2 separate regions of the Homo sapiens genome follow, and region 1 is linked to region 2. A link is a loop called in an ENCODE intact Hi-C map of the cell type or tissue named here. Cell type or tissue: adrenal gland. All regions are shown on one strand. Links, peaks and the distances in the headings refer to the core of each region. The heading gives the core; the rest is flanking DNA.

The links. Peaks named below come from ENCODE experiments on the same cell type or tissue, not always from the same donor. Only the 100,000 strongest peaks of a DNase experiment are listed, where the experiment ranks them.
Region 1: a loop joins it to region 2, with 5 times the contacts of the local background. A loop is called at or near these places in 1 of 110 quality-filtered maps.

The regions. Positions count from the first base shown.
Region 1 is chr12:56,009,617-56,022,349 of GRCh38, reverse strand. IKZF4 (IKAROS family zinc finger 4) reads right to left here and starts at 1,307. Exons shown (of 8, transcript NM_022465.4): 1 at 770-1,307. The coding sequence starts at 856. It overlaps LOC105369781 (a long non-coding RNA gene), which reads left to right. Exons shown (of 3, transcript NR_135023.1): 2 at 10,672-10,811; 3 at 12,079-12,258. In adrenal gland, for the core only: no CTCF peak of the experiment used is centred there; DNase peaks (open chromatin) are centred at 189, 669 and 1,659; H3K4me3 peaks cover 1,542 bases; H3K27ac peaks cover 2,953 bases.
Region 2 is chr12:56,165,266-56,171,101 of GRCh38, reverse strand. SMARCC2 (SWI/SNF related BAF chromatin remodeling complex subunit C2) reads left to right here. Exons shown (of 29, transcript NM_001330288.2): 23 at 894-958; 24 at 1,191-1,326; 25 at 1,407-1,573; 26 at 2,908-3,042; 27 at 5,403-5,784. Among named protein-coding and RNA genes, the nearest start is that of MYL6, 9.8 kb to the right of the region's middle. In adrenal gland, for the core only: no CTCF peak of the experiment used is centred there; no DNase peak of the experiment used is centred there.

The sequences.
Region 1 (12,733 bases), core at 147-4,146, 150 kb after region 2:
AATCATGAGGTTCACATTAGAGGAACTGGGAGGTAGGTAAAGGCTGAAAAGCAGGAGGGAGAGAAAGGAACTGGGAAACAGGCCACAAGCTAAAGGTGTTTCATATGTTAAAGGAGGCTAGCCTCCACTCCTGCTGCCTTTCCTTGAGACCTTTAAATAGTGGCTACATCTAGGGAATAGCCATGAGCTTGGAGAACATGGAGAACCTCCACACTTCTCTGCAAGGCACCTCATCATAACTGCTTTCCCTTTCTTGACCACGGGCTCCAGGGTGGCAGGATCCTAGCCTGCTAGCAGGGAATAGTGGGTACAAGAGCAAAGAAAGACGCCCATCCTCAGCTCTTTTGTGGGGAGGAAGCTGAGGCCCCTCAGATCTCTGTTCCAGGCTGAGGCATCTGCTTGCCAAGGCTCCTCTTCCTTACCTTGATTTTCTCCACTACCCCTTCCCACCCAGGCCTGTCTCGGCATTTCACCCCAGGCAGCTCTACCTCTATCCCCAAGGCCTAATCAAGATGTCACCATAGGCTCCCACTGTCCAAGTCGCCGTCTTTGCTTAGCAACACCAAACACCCTTTCCCATCCTCCGCAAGTATAAGGAGGAACGCCCCCTCCCCCGCTACACACACACACACACACACACACACACACACACACACACACAGCCCCCATCCTCTCCATCTCCTCAGGCTTGGGAGTAGTTACTGAATTGGCTCCCTAGCCCCAGCACCCCCCTTCCTCCCTCCACTAGCCGCCTTCTGCCTGAACTTACATTATCCTTCCCTTGCCGGTGAGACCCTGGGGTGCGAACGCGGCCGCCGCCTTGGAAACGGCGAGGGAGTGCGGGTGGTGTATGCATGTCTGCGTCTCAGTGGCAGGCAGGGGTGAGCCCAGCCACTCACCTTCCAGGAAGCGTGGATTCCTGGAAGTGAGGGGAACCGCCGTCATTTCGCAGGCAGCAGCAGCGGCACGGTGAGCAGAGGCCCACGGCTGCAGCCAGCAAGAGCAGCTCAGCCCAGGGTGTATGTGTGTTGAGTGTGTGTGTGTGTGTGTGTGTGAGAGAGAGAGAGAGAGAGAGGGAGAGAAGGAGAGGGGAGAGCACGCTTGGATGTGCTTGGGGAGGGGGCTGGAGAGAATGTATATGTGTATATAGTGGGGGAGATGCTAGGCTACAGCATCCCTTTTCCAAGACAGTGAAGGGGGTGGGTGGTGGGTGTGTGCACAGGGAGGGAAAGGCAGATGCTGTTGCCCCTCGTGCCCAGCAGACAAAGAGGAACTGCACAACAAATGCCTGAGAGAGGCAAGAGTGTGTGCAAGAGAGAGAGAGAGAGATGGATGGGCCTGCGGGTGGGAGGGAGAAAGGGGGGGCCCTAGGGAAGGCCCAATCCTCTGCCAGCTGGGGAAGCCAAGGCCCCAGAGGTCATGGGGCCCAGGACACGGACAGCTTCAAGGCTCTCAGAGAGGCAGAAAGCCCCTCCCCCACCGAACTCTTTCCCTCCTCCTCCAGGAGGAAGGTTGCTCTCTAGATGTGGGGACTGACAGCCTCCTCCTTTCCAGCAGTGAGAGGGCCCAGCAGAGTCTGGTGTCAGGCTAGTGTTGCTCCGTGGCCCTGAGACCTTTCAGATCCCGGGCAAAAAGGCTGGTACGGTCTCCCCATTTCCCCCCCTTCCTGTGCCCCTGGGGCCCCAGCAGCCGAAAGCCCTGGATGAATCCGCCCTCTATCAGGACAAGGCCTCTGCTCCCTTCCCTTTCAGAGGAGCTGCTCACTGACAAACTGACCTACTTTGGAAGACTACATTTTCTGATTCCAAGAATTTGGGGGTGGGAGGGGCTGTGAAACTTCGGGCTGCCTACCCCTGAATCCCTTTCTACTAAAGTTCTCTAAAACATTTCACAGTCTCAGAAAACTTGGGGCAAGCCCTGCTCAGTCAATTAATGGCAGGAGCTGGGTTTCAGCAACTCTGTTTCCCTTGAAAGATAGGAAAATGGAGGGGGTGGTTATCTGTGCCATAAATTAATAGACTCCTGCTTATCTCCCCCTTTTCCCTGCCCCAGAAGGGAATGATCTGTACCTTTAAAAAGAGAAAAGGGGAGAAAAGATGGATTTTCTGAATCACATTCTGTGAGGAATTCAAATCTCTTGGAAGAACAGGAGAGATACCCTTTTCATCAAGTGGCCTGATGAGGGAAGGTCACCTGGCGTGGAGCAGAAGAACTATGATGGCCTGTGGAGGCCCGCAGTGTGCTTCGGGAGGGCTGCATGCTGCAGCCTTTCCCTCTGCTTCCATATGACTCTTCCAGGAGAGATGGGTCAGTGATGAGCGCAGCTATGCCCAGTCCTAAGAGGGGTACTTTTCAGGGCTAATGGTAGCCTTACTTTGACTTTCTCTTTTCCCTTTCTAAGGTAGCTGCTGACATCTAAAATTCTCAAAGTACAGAGGAGGAGTTCCTGGCCTCCACTTCCATTCAAAAACCATCCTGTGCAGAGGCCACTTCTTATCTAGGACATGCCAATCTGCTGAAAGCAGGGAAAACTTGGTTTCATAGCACGGTGAAGCAAATCACCTCCATGAGTATCCAATATTCTCCATAAACAGGTTTGAAAAGAGCTCCACAGGATTTGTAGTTTCTCATTTGCCTGCTTTATGGTAGGGACTGGATTTTATCCATCTGAGTGTTCCCCAGCACTAAAGCAGGGTCCCAAGTGTACTTGTTGCTCAGTAGTGGTTTTCTGAATAGGCTTAACTGAGCAGGAGGTAGGAGGACTGGCTCGCTCCTCACAAGGCCATGACTTTTGTTCTAATAAAGTCTCTTCCAATTAAATGAGTCTACCTGATCCCTGTCATTCTGTCAAGCATGTGGCAGATATTGAATGCCTTTACCCATTCCAACTCCTTCCCTCCTTAAACAAGAAAGGGGTCAGAGTCAACATCTTACCTTACATTACCCGGGTGTTGCCAATGACTCTCATATGTGTGTCTGACCCATCTTGCTATCTCCTTTAGTGCATGCCAATAATTCCTTCATTGGTCCTACTTTAGAGTAAAAAATAAGCTATAGGTCATTTCCAAAATGGTGCTTGGGTTTCTGATAGGGATACTCATCACATCAAAACCCAGTTTTGGTTTCTATTATTTCTTTTTTTTTGAGACGGAGTCTCACTCTGTCGCCAGGCTGGAGTGCAGTGGCGTGATCTCAGCTCACTGCAACCTCCGCCTCCTGGGTTCTCCTGCCTCAGCCTCCTGAGAAGTTGGGACTACAGGCGTGAGCCACCACGCCCAGATAATTTTTGTATTTTTAGTAGATATGAGGCTTCACCATGTTGGCCAGGATGGTCCTGATCTCTTGACTTCGTGATCTGCCCACCTCGGCCTCCCAAAGTGCTGGGATTACAGGCGTGAGCCACGTGCCTGGCCTAATTTTTGTATTTTTAGTAGAGAGGGGGTTTCACCATGTTGCCCAGGCTGGTCTCGAACTCCTGACCTCAGGTGATCTGCCTGTCTCCCAAAGTGCTGGGATTACAGGCGTGAGCCACCATGCCCAGCCTTGAGTCATTATTTTAAAATGGAGACATTTCATATAAAAATTTGGATTTCTGGTATCTCTTAAAAATTTAGAAGTTTTGGCCACACTAGATACACATTCCTGCATGACAAGTTCTAGTGGACACTGAAAGCTGCTGTCCCTTTAAGTGGGACATATGTTCTCCACTTCATGACAGCCCCCACCATTCTTTTCTGCTTATTATCCTAACCTTACTTCACTCATTCACATGACTACCTGGCCCTTGCAGGCCTTTGAGCTTTGAAACCTTGTGCCGCTCTATCTGGATAGAACAGGATTTCATGTTTGGCTGGTGACTTCAGAGCAAAGGAGAAGGAACCACATCTTGTTTCCATCTATTTGCTTCAAATTATTCTTCTAATGATGTCTGCTCATATTCCCCTCCTATTCCCTTCCTCTATACCCCAAGAAGTCTGGAAAAGAAAATTACTATTTAGGGAATGTAAGATCACCAAAATAATTGCACACTACCAAGGGCCACCAAGCATGAGTGTTAGCTGTGTGACTAGGACATTTAGAGGCTGTGTGCCTAGGCTGAAGGCTCTCTGCTCTGCTCTACAGGAGAGTGTCTGCTTCCAGCCCCTAACAAATAGAACACACAGAAGGCATACCAGACACATAGGAGCGGCCATTGCAGTCTTCTATGTCCATTTTAAAGAGATTCTGCTGAAAAAGAAAATAGCTGCTATTAGAAGATAGCTCTGGGAAGGGAGGAGGCTTTTCTTTAATATTCTTGAGTTAGCAAGAAACCTAAAGGAGCACTTAAGCATGGTCTGATACTATCCTAAAGAAGAAAAACCTTAGCCAGGCACTGTGGCTCAACACCTGTAATCCTAGTGCTTTGGAAAGAAGGTGGGAGGATCACTCGAGCCCAGGAGTTTGAGACCAGCCTGGGCAATATAGGGAGATCCCATCTCTACAAAATATAAAAATAAATTAGGCATCGTGGCATGTGCCTGTAGTCCCAGCTATTCAGGAGGCTGAGGTGGGAGGATCACTTGAGCCTGGAGGTCGAGGCTGCAGTGAGCTGTGATCTTACCACTGCACTCCAGCCTGGGTAACCGAGCGAGACCCTGTCTCCAAGAAAAACCTTACACTTTGTCCTGGTGAAAGACAACATACCCTGATTTACAAACCCCAATATTTCCTCCAATTTACAACTTCTGCAGGCCTCCCCAGCCTCTGAGGTGGAAACACTATCTTAATCCAGAGTGGTCCTTGATTTTGAGATTAGACCGTGTATGTAGGTGGAGATTACACCTCAGCCCTGAGGAGGCAAAGAAACAGCCCCTTAGAGGCTCTATACCTCAGTTAAAGATGGGGGTAGTATTAAGAAGCTGGGTTCAGTCATTCAAGGGATTCTGTCTTGGAGTATGTGGTGTGAGGGAGGGTGACAGGAAAAGGAGAAGATGGAGGAGAGCAGCCCACTCAGGGTTCAGTGATAAGTCCTCTACTGAAGGTGTAATAAACAAGTTAAACCTGTAAATGGTTATCCCCACCCTCTCATCAATTACTCTACCACGCTTATTTTAAAAAAGAAAAAAGGACGGGGGGGGCGGGGGGGGAGTCTGAATTTAAAATGAAGGTTAATGTCTATTTGAGGGAAGGCAAGCAGTAATTGGCAGTAGAGTATTAAACAATCGGGAACTGAGAACACTTAAAAGTGATAATTTGTTGCAATGAATTATCTCTTTAGGAGCCTGTGGGAGGAGAGAAAAAAAAAATCTATCTGGTGGAAATTTACATACCTCCAAAATTGCGGCTGGCATGGTGGCTCACACCTGTAATTCCAGCACTTTGGGAGGCTGAGGTGGGTGGATCATTTGAAATCAGGAGTTCAAGACCAGCCTGGCCAACATGGTGAAACCCCGTCTCCACTAAAAATACAAAATTATGACTGGGCACACTGGTTCACACCTGTAATCCCAGTACTCTGGGAGGCCGAGGCGGGCGGATCACCTCAGGTCAGGAGTTCAGCCTGACCAACATGGAGAAACCCCATCTCTACTAAAAATACAAAAAAAATTAGCCAGGCATGGTGGCGCATGCCTGTAATCCCAGCTACTAGGGAGGCTGAGGCAGGAGAATCACCTGAACCCAGGAGGCGGAGGTTGCGGTGACCCAAGATCACGCCGTTGCACTCCAGCCTGGGCAACAAGAGCGAAACTCCGTCTCTTAAAAAAACAAAACAAAACAAAATTAGCTGGGCGGTAGTGGCATGAGCCTGTAATCCCAGGTACTTGGGAGGCTGAGGCAGGAGAATCGCTTGAGCCTGGGAGGTGGAGGTTGCGGTGCACCGAGATCCTGCCACTGCACTCCAGCCTGGGCGACAGAGTGAGACCCGGTCACAAAAAAAAAAAAAAAGAAAAGAAAAAAAAAGAAAATTGCATTCCCCACTCATCTGATGAAAACTAAACGCCCTGAGGCAGAGGCAGAAGCAAGAATGGGGCAAGGGAACAGTCTGAGCTGCTGTGGGGATTCTTGGTCTTTTTGAAGGATCTCACTGAGGCAGATGGATAAAGATTTGGTTTGCTTGTAATGGTATATTGAGAGAGGTAGGGGTGGGGGTGAGGGGGTGCAGGAAGGCACACAGAGTAAAGTATCTGTTTTCCTGCCCCCCCACCCCCACCCAATTCTTGTCTGGAGTTGAGACTCCTTTTGAAGGCTCATGAGAAAACCTGAAACATGCGCTTACCTTCACTTCACAAAGCAATTCTCTCTTACATTTTGTCAGAGAGATTCCTAGTATCAACCCTATTTCCCTAGGAAGCCAGGGCATGGAGAAAAAAATTCTCTAAGTTTATTAACCCTCTTTTCTTGACATCCTTCCTGGGATGGACTGAACTTTGGGACTGGACCACTAGAACAAGCCACACAATAAGTGGTTCCTTGAAGGGTCCCTTAGGAACAATCATTAGAAGAGCCCAAGTCCACAGTTGTTAGAGAACTCAGACTCTCTGGAACTAGCCACAAAACTTGAGATAGAGATCAAAAGATAAAGGAGGGCAGTCTGGTATTGAGGGGCCCTTTCATTTCCAAATCATTAGATTCACAATTGCCCTTTGGTGTTTTTCAAAATGAATGGAAAGCTCAGGCTGGGTTTGGTGGCTCAGGCCTGTAATCTCAGCTCTTTGAGAGGGCGAGGTGGGTGGATCACCTGAGGTCAGGAGTTCGAGACCAGCCTAGCCAACGTGGTGAAACCCCATCTCTACTAAAAATACAAAAAAATTAGCTGGGTGTGGTGGTACACACCTATAATCCCATCTACTCGGGAGGCTGAGGCAGAATTGCTTGAACCGGGGAGGTGTAGGTTGCAGTGAGCGGAGATCACGCCACTGCACTCCAGCCAGGTCAACAAAGGGAAACTCCATTTCAAAGAAAAAAAAAGAATGCAAAGTTCAAAGTGCCACTTGAAGCCGGGCGTGGTAGCTCACGCCTGTAATTCCAGCACTTTGGGAGGCGGAGGCGGGCGGATCACGAGGTCAGGAGTTTGAGACCAGCCTGGCCAACATGGCAAAACCCCATCTCTACTAAAAATACAAAAATTAGCCGGGCGTGGTGGGGTGCGCCCGTAATCCCAGCTACTCAGGAGGCTGAGGCAGGATAATTGCTTGAACCCGGGAGACAGAGGTTGCAGTGAGCCGAGATCGTGCCATTGCACTCCAGCCTGGGCGACAAGAGCAAGACTCTGTCTCAAACAAAACAAAACAAGCCCACAAAGTGCCACTTGAAACTTCCCTCACACACCTCCCCATGCAGGAGAGGCAAGAGTGAGCAGGATTTTCCTGTTTTCTGCTTGGAGAAACTGAGAGAAACTGAGGCTGAGAGCAGTGAAGTTACTTGTCCCAAGGTTCATGGTGAGAATAGAACAAGAACAAGAACACAAGTTGCCTGCCTCTCTGAGGTGTCCTCTTTCTATTAAACCTTTCAAAAGCCAGGCTACTCAAGGCCTTCATGGGTTTTCTTGCTTTTCCCTGTTTTTTTTGTTTTTGTTTTTGTTTTTTTTTTTGAGACGGAGTCTCGCTGTGTTGCCCAGGCTGGAGTGCAGTGGCATGAGTTTGGCTCCCGGGTTCAAGCAGTTCTCCTGGCTCAGCCTTCTGAGTAGCCAGGACTACTGGCATGGACCACCACACTCGGCTTTTTCCCTGGTTCTAACATCAGGTAAGTCATCTTTTCCTTTGGTGTGATCCCTGTGGGAGTGGGGTCTGTTACTTAAAAAGGAAGAACAAGTCGAGCTGGCTCTACAGGAAGAAATATGCTCATATTATTTTGTGTGTGTGTGTGTGTTTGTGTGCATGCAGCATGCCTAATGCCTGTGTGAATGAAGGGCTAGACAAGCACTAGGTGGGTAGAACAGGTGAAGCATACCATTCAGCTAGCACTGGCTCAGGAAGTGTATCTCATTCTTGGACTTTTGCCCAGATGGCCCCAAAACAATTTCCAGAAAGGTCTGAAGGAGTTGTTTTCTGAGCTGGACTTTCTTTCTAACAGTAAACTGAGCTTTCCTGCTTAATTGCTCTTAACGTGCTCTGTGACACATCTTGGGCAAAATCAGTACTTAGCTGTACTTAGCTGCCTCCAGCTGGGGGTTTTTGTTTGTTTGTTTCTTTTCTTTTCTTTTTTTTTTTTTTTTGAGACGGAGTCTCGATCTGTCACTCAGGCTGGAGTGCAGTGGCACGATCTCATCTCAGCTCACTGCAACCTCTGCATCCCGGGTTCAAGTGATTCTCCTGCCTAAGCCTCCTGAATAGCTAGGATTACAGGCGTGCGCCACCACACCCAGCTAATTTTTGTATTTTTAGTAGAGACAGGGTTTTGCCATGTTGGCCAGGCTGTTCTCGAACTCCTGACCTCAGGTAATCTGCCCGCCTCGGCCTCCCAAAGTGTTGGGATTACAGGCGTGAGCCACTGCTCCCGGCTCTCCAGCTGGTTTTAATACCAAGTTGGTAACCCTGGAAGTGAGAGGGCATTGGATTGAAACTGCTGTTCTCAGTCCTGGTTTTCTGTGCAAACCAGGAGCAAATCAGCAGATGTACTTTACTCTTTGCTCAAGTCTCCCTGCAGCACATCCCGCCCAGCCTTCCCACTCTCTACCCCTTAAAGCACCTCCTCCCCTGCCTAACCAGCCAGGCAGATCTTAGCGTCTCCTTAGAGGAACTGGGTCAAATTAGGCACTGCCAATTGGAGACACATTGCAGGAGGAGGAGGTATAAGGAGAGGGAAGTTAGTTACATGAGACAGTTTTGTATCAAAGATCTTGGAAGGAGATTAGCTTTAAAGCAACATAACTGTCGGCTGGGGGCGGTGGCTCACACCTGTAATCCCAGCACTCTGGGAGGCTGAGGCAAGCAGATCACTTGAAGTCAGGAGTTCAAGATCAGCTTGGCCAACGTGGCGAAACCCCATCTCTACTAAAAATACAAAAATTAGCTGGGCTTGGTGGTACATGCCTGTAGTCCTAGCTGCTTGGGAGGCTGAGGCATAAGAATCGTTTGAACCCCGGAGGCAGAGGTTGGAGTGAGCCGAGATCACGCCATTGCACTCCAGCCTGGGTGACAGAGTGAGACTCTGTCACTAAATAAATAAATAAAGCAACATAACCGTCACTCAGTGATGGCGGGTAGGCACATATGTACTGTAAATTCAGCTGTGAGCTGAATACAAAGCAACTAGAAACAATCAGTGTTCCAATTCAAAAGGAATATCTCTGTGAGGAGGGAGGAAACGCTGGTCATTGTAATCTCTGGAGACACAAATTTTCTTCCCTGTTCTTATTTATTTATTATATTTACTAGAGATGAGATCTCACTATGTTGTCTGGGCTGGAGTGCAGTGGCTGTTCATGGGCACAATCACAGCACACTACAGCCTCAAACTCTTGGCCTCAAGCAATCCTCCTTCCTCAGCCTAATGAGTAGTTGGGACTACAGGTGCATGTGCCACTGTGCCTAGCTCTTCCCCATTTGTTTGAATCCACTTGGCATAAACAAGAGTCCTCCATGGCCCTGGCTTTCTCCTATCAACATTACAACACATTTGAACAGGAATGGGCATCCTTTCTAGACAGAAGATTTCCCACCAGGCTCCCTGACAGGCAGCAGTGAGGGCCAATCCCAGCAGTTTGGGAGGCCAAGGCAAGAGGACTGCTTGAGGCCAGGAGTTCTAGGCCAGCCTGGGCAACACACTGAGACACTAAAAAAAAAAAAAAGTAATTTAGGCCAGGTGTGGTGGCTCACGCCTGTAATCCCAGCACTTTGGGAGGCCAAGGTGGGTGGATCACCTGAGGTCAGGAGTTCGAGACCAGCCTGACCAAATGGAGAAACCCCATCTCTACGAAGAATACAAAATTAGCCAGGGGTGGTGGTTCATGCCTGTAATCCCAGCTACTCAGGAGGCTGAGGCAGGAGAATCGCTTGAACCCAGGAGGCGGAGGTTGCAGTGAGCCGAGATCGGGCCATTGCACTCCAGACTGGGCAACAAGAACAAAACTCCGTCTCAAAAAAAAAAAAAAAAAAAGTCATTTAACACATGCTTAATGTGGCCTAGGGGGTAAAAGGTCATGAGAAGAATATTGTTGGGAAAGATGGTGAAGGTAGAGAGAATGGCAAGGATCCATACCATGTTTTTGTTATTATTCCCAAACTATAACAGGCAGAAGTAGAAAAATTTTCTCCACTTTCCCTTAGTACCTGGGTTCTGCGGTGGAGAGCAGTAGTTATTAACAAGACAGAACTTCCCATGTGCCTTGGGTATGAGCCATTCAGGTGCTACAAGTAGAGCAAACCCACAGCATCATCCTCTACTGTCTATGCCTTCCTGAACTGAGTGAAATCTGAGCAAAAATATGTTGAAATCACATAGCTGGCTCTGCTCTCTATCAAAGCTTTGCATAATTGAGGAGGGAGAAGACGCAAAGGGGCCAGGGAAAGGTATGGAATTAGCCACTGTCTGCAAGCCCCTTTCCAGGAAAAAGACCTAGACATCAAGCAATTTGCAGCTCTGAAATTATCTTTAGGGTCAACCTAGTGCTCTCTGAAGGAAACCCACCAACCTTAGCTCAGCTCATGTGTTTGTCTTTACAGTGGAAAGGTCTGACTCATTTTTCACCAGGCTGTAGATGGTGACCTTCTGTCTACATATAATACAGTTGAAGACAGCTCAGCTTCATTATCCAAGTGCTTGGGGAGCAGTGCAGAGGGGATAAATTCCCAGGTCATCCTAGGAATGGCCAGTCTCTAAAATAAAAAGGGGTAAGAGCTGAAAACACAACACCTGGGCAGGGGGAAAATATCACCTCATTGTCTCCTTTTAGATCTCAGATGGATGCATCTTTTCTCTTGTTCTTTGCGCTTCTCTGTCCTCCCCATGTAGACTGCAGAAGAGAGAGAAGGCTAAGGTTTATGAGTGGGAGAAGAAACGATCCTATCCCTCCCATGTCTCATTTCAGGACATAAGGAACTAAGGAAAAGGGCCAAACTAAACACTTTAAATCACTAGATATGATACATAGGAGATGATACTTTTTGGGGTTTTTGGGTGTACCCCCAAGTATAGCTCTCTGTTTATAGAAAGGCCTCACAAAATCACTGCTGTTCAGTGGTATGTTTGGCAGGGGTGGAGAAAGTAGAGCAGGGAAATTCAATTTGAGTTTTATAATAATCAGTTTTAAAGCCAAAGATGCCCAAAACAGGGTTAGCACTCTCAAGTGAAGTTTGAAATTACAGGGAAGTCTCAGTGAACTATTCTGACTAGGGTACAGTAGCAAAAAAAATGTAGAAGAGACAGGAACAATTGCCTTTGATTGCAATTGTGCCCAAAAGTCCCTAATACATGCTGATCAAAAAAGTTCACTGTTGTTTGGGCCAGAAAGATGTTTTCAGGCTTCTCTGCTAATAGTCTTGCTCTGATAATCCAATTTGGTAAGACTCTCTTCTTCATGTGGAGGGTCTAGGGCAGGGGTACTCCAGGAACTGAGAAATCCTGGAGCTGAAATGGAGTTGAGAGATTATCTACAATTTCCTAGTTTTTAACAGAAGAAACTAAGCCCAGAGTCATCAATCTCATTAACAACAGAATTAGGACATGTAGAGTCCAAGTTACCATTAGAAGATTCTTTCCACTGGAACACTATATTAAATCTTGCCCCAGTTGGAAGATTTGGGCCACCCTGCTTGCCTTCTTTCTTGGGTTATTAAATGAATGGTTTTTGGGTCTGCGTCTTGCTGACCTAAATCCTTGAACTGGAAACACAGGCTTATGGATGGGAGGATAAATAATCCTCTTCCTCCTATGTCTCTTTTCAGAGATAATGGACCTGAGGAAAACACCAAACTAGATGGTCATTAAGTCTCTAAAGTAGAAACGGCCTCTTAGCTTGAGGACTACCCCAGCATAGGTATTGCATCAGAGCCTACAATGTGGATCCTCCCCGCAGCTGGACCAGGTCATTCATATCAGCACTACCCTTTCTTAGATGCCTTTGTCTGATAAACTTTGAACCTATCTCTCTGTTTCCAGAACAGAGTCCATAACTCTTCTAAGAAGAGGAAGCAAATCAAAGCCTGGAATTCAAAGCTTTCTTCAGCAGAGTCAACAGACCAATAAAGAAAGGGAGTCCCTCTGCCTGTGGCATTGTCCACACTCACAGGGTCCCACACTCTTATTTGTTCCTACAGAGTAAAACGAGGCTAGAAATACCTATCTTTCTTTTTCTTTGGTGTGTGTGTGTGTGGCGAGAGAGAGAGAGAGACAGAGAGAGAGATGGCCAGTTGGGGAAAAAAAATAATTCCTTTGTGGATACTACTGTGTGTGGGGGGGCAGGGGGTACGGTGAAAGGTGGGATAAGTTTCTCCCATGCTGGGAAGTTCAAGCTGCAGATTTCAAACTAAGAGGACATAAAGAGACTTTCAGTTGCATTTTCACTGGAAAAAAGTCAGGACTTATTTCTGAGCCAAGTCCTGAAATATGCCTTACCCTTAACCTACTCAGAGGAAGGGGATTGCCCAGAAGCTACAATTCAACTAACTAACTGCACTCAGTGGGCAACAAAGACATTATATTTTGTGTTTGAGACATCAACTTCTATTGACTAGGGCAAGGTATAATTCTGAAGCTGCCAAAATGAGGGCAGCTCTCACCATTCTGAAGCCCACCCCAGAAGCTCCAGTGAAAC
Region 2 (5,836 bases), core at 1,536-5,535:
AGTCCTCTCATGAAGATTTTGGGTAGAAAAATCTTTGCTTGTAGAAGGGGCTGTTAGAAAAGTCTTGTGAAGGCCGGGCGCAGTGGCTCATGCCTGTAATCTCAGCACTTTGGGAGGCCGAGGTGGGTGGATCACGAGGTCGGGAGTTCAAGACCAGCCTGGCCAAGATGCTGAAACCCTGTCTCTACTAAATATACAAAAATTAGCTGGGCGTGGTGGCACGTGCCTGTAATCCCAGCTACTTCAGAGGCTGAGGCAGGAGAATCACTTAAACCTGGGTGCCAGAGGTTGCAGTGAGCCAAGATCAAGCCACTGCACTCCAGCCTGGGCAACAGAGCAAGACTTCGTCTCTCAAAAAAAAAAAAAAAAAAAAAAAAGTCTTGTGAAGGCTGGGTGCAGTGGCTCATGCCTGTAATCCCAGTACTTTGGGAGGCTGAGGTGGGCAGATGGTTTGAGACCAGTCTGGGCAACATGGCAAAATCCCGTCTCTACAAAAAATACCAAAAAAGTTAGCCAGGCATGGTGGCATGCGCCTGTAGCCCCAGATACACAGGAGGCTGAGGTGAGAGAACCACTTGAGCCTGGGAAGTCAAGGCTGCAGTGAGCCATGATTGTGCTACTGCACTCCAGCCTGGGCGACAAGAGTGAGACCCTGTCACAAAAAAACAAAAAACAAAAAAAAACAGGTGTTATGGAGAAGCTGGGTGCAACGGCTCACACCCATAGTCCAAGCTGCTCAGGAGGCTGAGGTGGGAGGATTGCGTGGGCCCAGGAGTTTGAGACCAACCTGGGCAACACAGCAAGACCCTGTCTCTAAAAAAAAAGAAAAGTGTTAGACACAGACGACTGTGTATTAAACATTTCCTGTTTTCTTTCTTTTCTCATGGGCCCAGAGGAGAGCGGGAATGACGAGGCTCGGGTGGAAGGCCAGGCCACAGATGAGAAGAAGGAGCCCAAGGTATAGAGGGATTTCTGGAAGCTGCAGGGGCTGCGTGCAGCACTGTGGTGATGGGGAAGTTGGCCTTGTTCAGCTTAGGTGGGCAAGGGCTGGTTTTGGACGGGGTTGTCTCCTAGAATCAGATCACCTCCAAAGTAAGAGGAATAAATTTAGTTCCCCGTCTGGCCCCTCTGTGTGAGAACTAATCACCCTAATCCCTGATAACTCTCCTTTTCTATCACTGGAATTTCAGGAACCCCGAGAAGGAGGGGGTGCTATAGAGGAGGAAGCAAAAGAGAAAACCAGCGAGGCTCCCAAGAAGGATGAGGAGAAAGGGAAAGAAGGCGACAGTGAGAAGGAGTCCGAGAAGAGTGATGGAGACCCAATAGGTGAGCCTCCCACAAGGGTAGGTGGGGGTGCAGGACAGAGGTGAAGCTGTGGGGCTAACTCAACCCTTGTCCTGGCCCAGTCGATCCTGAGAAGGAGAAGGAGCCAAAGGAAGGGCAGGAGGAAGTGCTGAAGGAAGTGGTGGAGTCTGAGGGGGAAAGGAAGACAAAGGTGGAGCGGGACATTGGCGAGGGCAACCTCTCCACCGCTGCTGCCGCCGCCCTGGCCGCCGCCGCAGTGAAAGCTAAGGTGAGGCCAGACCTTGAAGACCTCAGGGAAGAAAATGTCCACTTCTCTAATCTCATCTCACTTAGAGGAAATCTTTCCTCACTCACACCTTAAATAATGCTGACCTATTTATTTTTTATTTTTATCTCAGGAGGAGGTAAAGTTAGTCATCCCTTCTCTAAGCTTTAAAAAATATATCACCATTGGGCCTGTTTTCAACCCTGTCAGTATTTGACTCCATGTTACCCTTTGCCACACTATCTCCATGTTCTTCTTTTGAGACGGAGTCTTGCTCTGTCAGATCTCGGCTCACTGCAGCCTCCACCTCCCAAGTTCAAGTGATTCTCCTGCCTCAGCCTCCCGAGTAGCTGGGACTACAGGCGTGCTACACCACGCCTGGCTAACTCTTTGTATTTTTAGTAGAGATGGGGTTTCACCATGTTGGCCAGGCTGGTCTTGAACTCCTAACCTCAGGTGATCCACCCGCTTTGGCCTCCCAAACTGCTGGAATTACAGGCGTGAGCCACCGTGCCCAGCCTCCATGCTTGTTTATTTATTTATGTATTTTTTGAGATGGAGTCTCACTCTGTTGCCCAGGCTGGAGTGCAGTGGCACAATCTCGGCTCACTGCAACCTCCACCTCCCAGGTTCAAGCGATTCTCCCACCTCAGCCTCCCAAGTAGCTAGGATTACAGGCACGTGCCAGCATGCCCGGTTAATTTTTGTATTTTTAGCAGAGATGGGGTTTCACCCTGTTGCCCCAGGCTGGTCTCAAACTCCTGGACTCAAGTGATCTGCTCGCCTTAGCCTCCCAAAGCGCTGGGATTACAGGCATGAGCCATCACACCTGGCCAAAATAATTTAATTTTTTAAAAAGGCTGGGCGCAGTGGCTCACGCGTGTAATCCCAGGACTTTGGGAGGCTGAGGCAGGTGGATCACCTGAGGTTGTAAGTTTGAGACCAGCCTGGCCAACATGGTGAAACCCCATCTCTACTAAAAACACAGAAATTAGCCGGCGTGGTGGCGCATGTCTGTAATCCCAGGTACTGGGGAGGCAAAGGCACGAGAATTGCTTGAACCCAGGAGGTAGAGGTTACAGTGAGCTGAGATCATGCCACTGTACTCCAGCCTGGGCAACAGAGTGAGACTGTCCCAAAAAAAAAAAAAGAAAAAAGAAAAAAGACACGGTGGCTCACGCCTATAATCCCAGCACAAAAAAGTCAAGCCCTTTCACCATGGGTTGTGACCACAGCAAATTTGTTCTTATACCTGCCAGCATCCACCCTACCTTTCTTCTGTATTGTCTTCAGTTGGGTCCTCCCACTGATGTGCTGTCTCGCCCCTCCTTCCCTAGCACTTGGCTGCTGTTGAGGAAAGGAAGATCAAATCTTTGGTGGCCCTGCTGGTGGAGACCCAGATGAAAAAGTTGGAGATCAAACTTCGGCACTTTGAGGAGCTGGAGACTATCATGGACCGGGAGCGAGAAGCAGTGAGTAGCAGGAGCCCTGGAACCCTGCTGCGCTGTGCCTCAGTTTAAAATCGGAGGGGCGTGTGTGTGTGTGTGTGTGTGTGTGTGTGTGTGTGTGTGTGTGTGTGTTTCAGTGAAAGAGAGATAAGCAACAGTGGGGAAAGCCTGAGTGTGTGTGTGTGTGTGTGTGTTTCAGTGAAAGATAAGCAACAGTGGGGAAAGCCTGAGACAGACAGGGCTTCAAAGCAGAGCAGGGCAGGAACAGGGCAGGAGTAGGGCAGCCAGTTAGAGACAGTTAAGTGGTCTCACAAGTGAAGTCTGGGGACTGAAGTCCCACAGAAGGTCAGCTCCATGAGGCAGGGACTCTAGTTGGTTGTTTTGATTGCTGCATCTCCAGGTCCTTGAACAGTGCTTGGCCCATAGTAGACTCAAATAGTGATTGAGTGAATGGGCGTAACGGATGATGAGAGAGAGGGTAAGAGCCTCAGATCCAGGAGGTGAACTTGGAAAGGGAATGGGACCGACACAGTGTTGAACCATTTTGTCTTTGGAGGACATAAAAAGAAATAGACAATAGGGACTGGGCACAGTGGCCCACATTTGTAATCCTAGTACTTTGGTACACTGAGGCAGATGGATCACTTGAGCCCAGGAGTTCAAGACCAGCCTGGGTAACATAGTGAGATCTCTGTCTCAACAATTTATTTTATTTATTTATTTATTTATTTATTTGAGACAGAGTTTCGCTCTTGTTGCCCAGGCTGGAGTGCAATGGTGTGATCTTCGCTCACCACAACGTCCGCCTCCTGGGAAGCGATTCTCCTGCCTCAGCCTCCCCAGTAGCTGGGATTACAGGCATGTGCCACCATGCCCAGCTAATTTTGTATTTTTAGTAGAGATGGGGTTTCTCTATGTTGGTCAGGCTGGTCTCGAACTCCCGATCTCAGGTGATCAGCCCATCTCTGCTTCCCAAAGTGCCGGATTACAGGTGAGTCATCACGCTTTTTTTTTTTTTTTTGAGATGGAGTCTTACTCTTTCGCCCAGGCTGGAGTGCAGTGGTGCAATCACGGCTCACTGCAACCTCCGCCTCCTGGGTTCAAGCGATTCTCCTGCCTCACCTCCCGAGTAGCTGGGATTACAGGCACATGCCACCATGACCAGCTAATTTTTGTATTTTTAGTAGAGACAGGGTTTCACCATGTTGGCCAGGCTGGTCTCAAACTCCTGACCTCAGGTGATCCGCCCACCTCAGCCTCCCAAAGCGCTGGGATTTCAGGCATGAGCCACCGTGCCCAGCCCAAACATTTTTTAAAAATAAACAAATTAGCCGGGCGTGGTGGTGCGAGCCTGTGGTCCCAGCTACTCAGGAAGCTGAGGTGGGAGGATCGTTTGAGCCCAGGAGGTCAAGGCTGCACTGAGCCATGTTTGCCCCATTGCATTCCAGCCTGGGTGACAGAGTGAGACCCTATCTCAAAAAAAAAAAAAAGAAGAAAAAGAAATAGAAGATAGGGACCTCAGAGAACTTAAGGTTTAATGGGAGACATCAAATGAATATACAATATGGAGACATCAGAAACAGTTAAGAAGGTTTAAAGTATCTGACAAATTCACATTAAGAGATTGCACATCAGCCGGGCGCGGTGGCTCACACCTGTAATTCCAGCACTTTGGGAGGCTGAGGCAGGTGGATCACGAGATCAAGGAGATCGAGACCATCCTGGCTAACATGGTGAAACCCCGTCTCTACTAAAGAATAAAAAAATACAAAAAATTAGCCCGGCATGCTGGCACACACCTGTAATCCCAGCTACTCGGGAGGCTGAGGCAGGAGAATTGCTTGAACCGGGGAGGCGGAGGTTGCAGTGAGCTGAGATCACGCTACTGTACTCCAGCCTGGGTGACAGAGTGAGACTCAGTCTCAAAAAAATAAAGAGATTGCACATCAAGTTTCTAAGTCCTGAGATCATAGAATAAAGCTAAAGCTCAGAGGCAAATGAATTGATCTGGGATAGCTTCCTAAGAACAGTGACTTTTTAGTGAATTTTGAAGTAAGAAAAGAACTTGAATTGACAAAAGGAACTGGAAGCATTTTCCAAATCAAGGTAATGGCAAGTTCAAAGCTTTGTAGCTGAAGTGAGCTTGGGCCAGGTTAAAGTCATTGCAATAAGAAACCATGTGGGCACTCAGGAGACATAAAGGTCATGGGAATTTGCACGAAGTCGGGTGGGGAGGACAGAGGGAGCACAAGCACAAGATGTAGATTTTGGGAACCTTCTGATTGAGAGGCAGGCTCTTTCAGAAGAAGACAAAGCAGGGGTTGAGGCATTTGCCTTTGGGATCTGCTGAAAATTGGATAACAATACTCAATTGGCACTGGCAGCTGGAGTATCAGAGGCAGCAGCTCCTGGCCGACAGACAAGCCTTCCACATGGAGCAGCTGAAGTATGCGGAGATGAGGGCTCGGCAGCAGCACTTCCAACAGATGCACCAACAGCAGCAGCAGCCACCACCAGCCCTGCCCCCAGGCTCCCAGCCTATCCCCCCAACAGGGGCTGCTGGGCCACCCGCAGTCCATGGCTTGGCTGTGGCTCCAGCCTCTGTAGTCCCTGCTCCTGCTGGCAGTGGGGCCCCTCCAGGAAGTTTGGGCCCTTCTGAACAGATTGGGCAGGCAGGGTCAACTGCAGGGCCACAGCAGCAGCAACCAGCTGGAGCCCCCCAGCCTGGGGCAGTCCCACCAGGGGTTCCCCCCCCTGGACCCCATGGTAAGTGTTATGTTCCAGAACTTTTGTTGGCTAGAGGAATCCAGGTGAATGT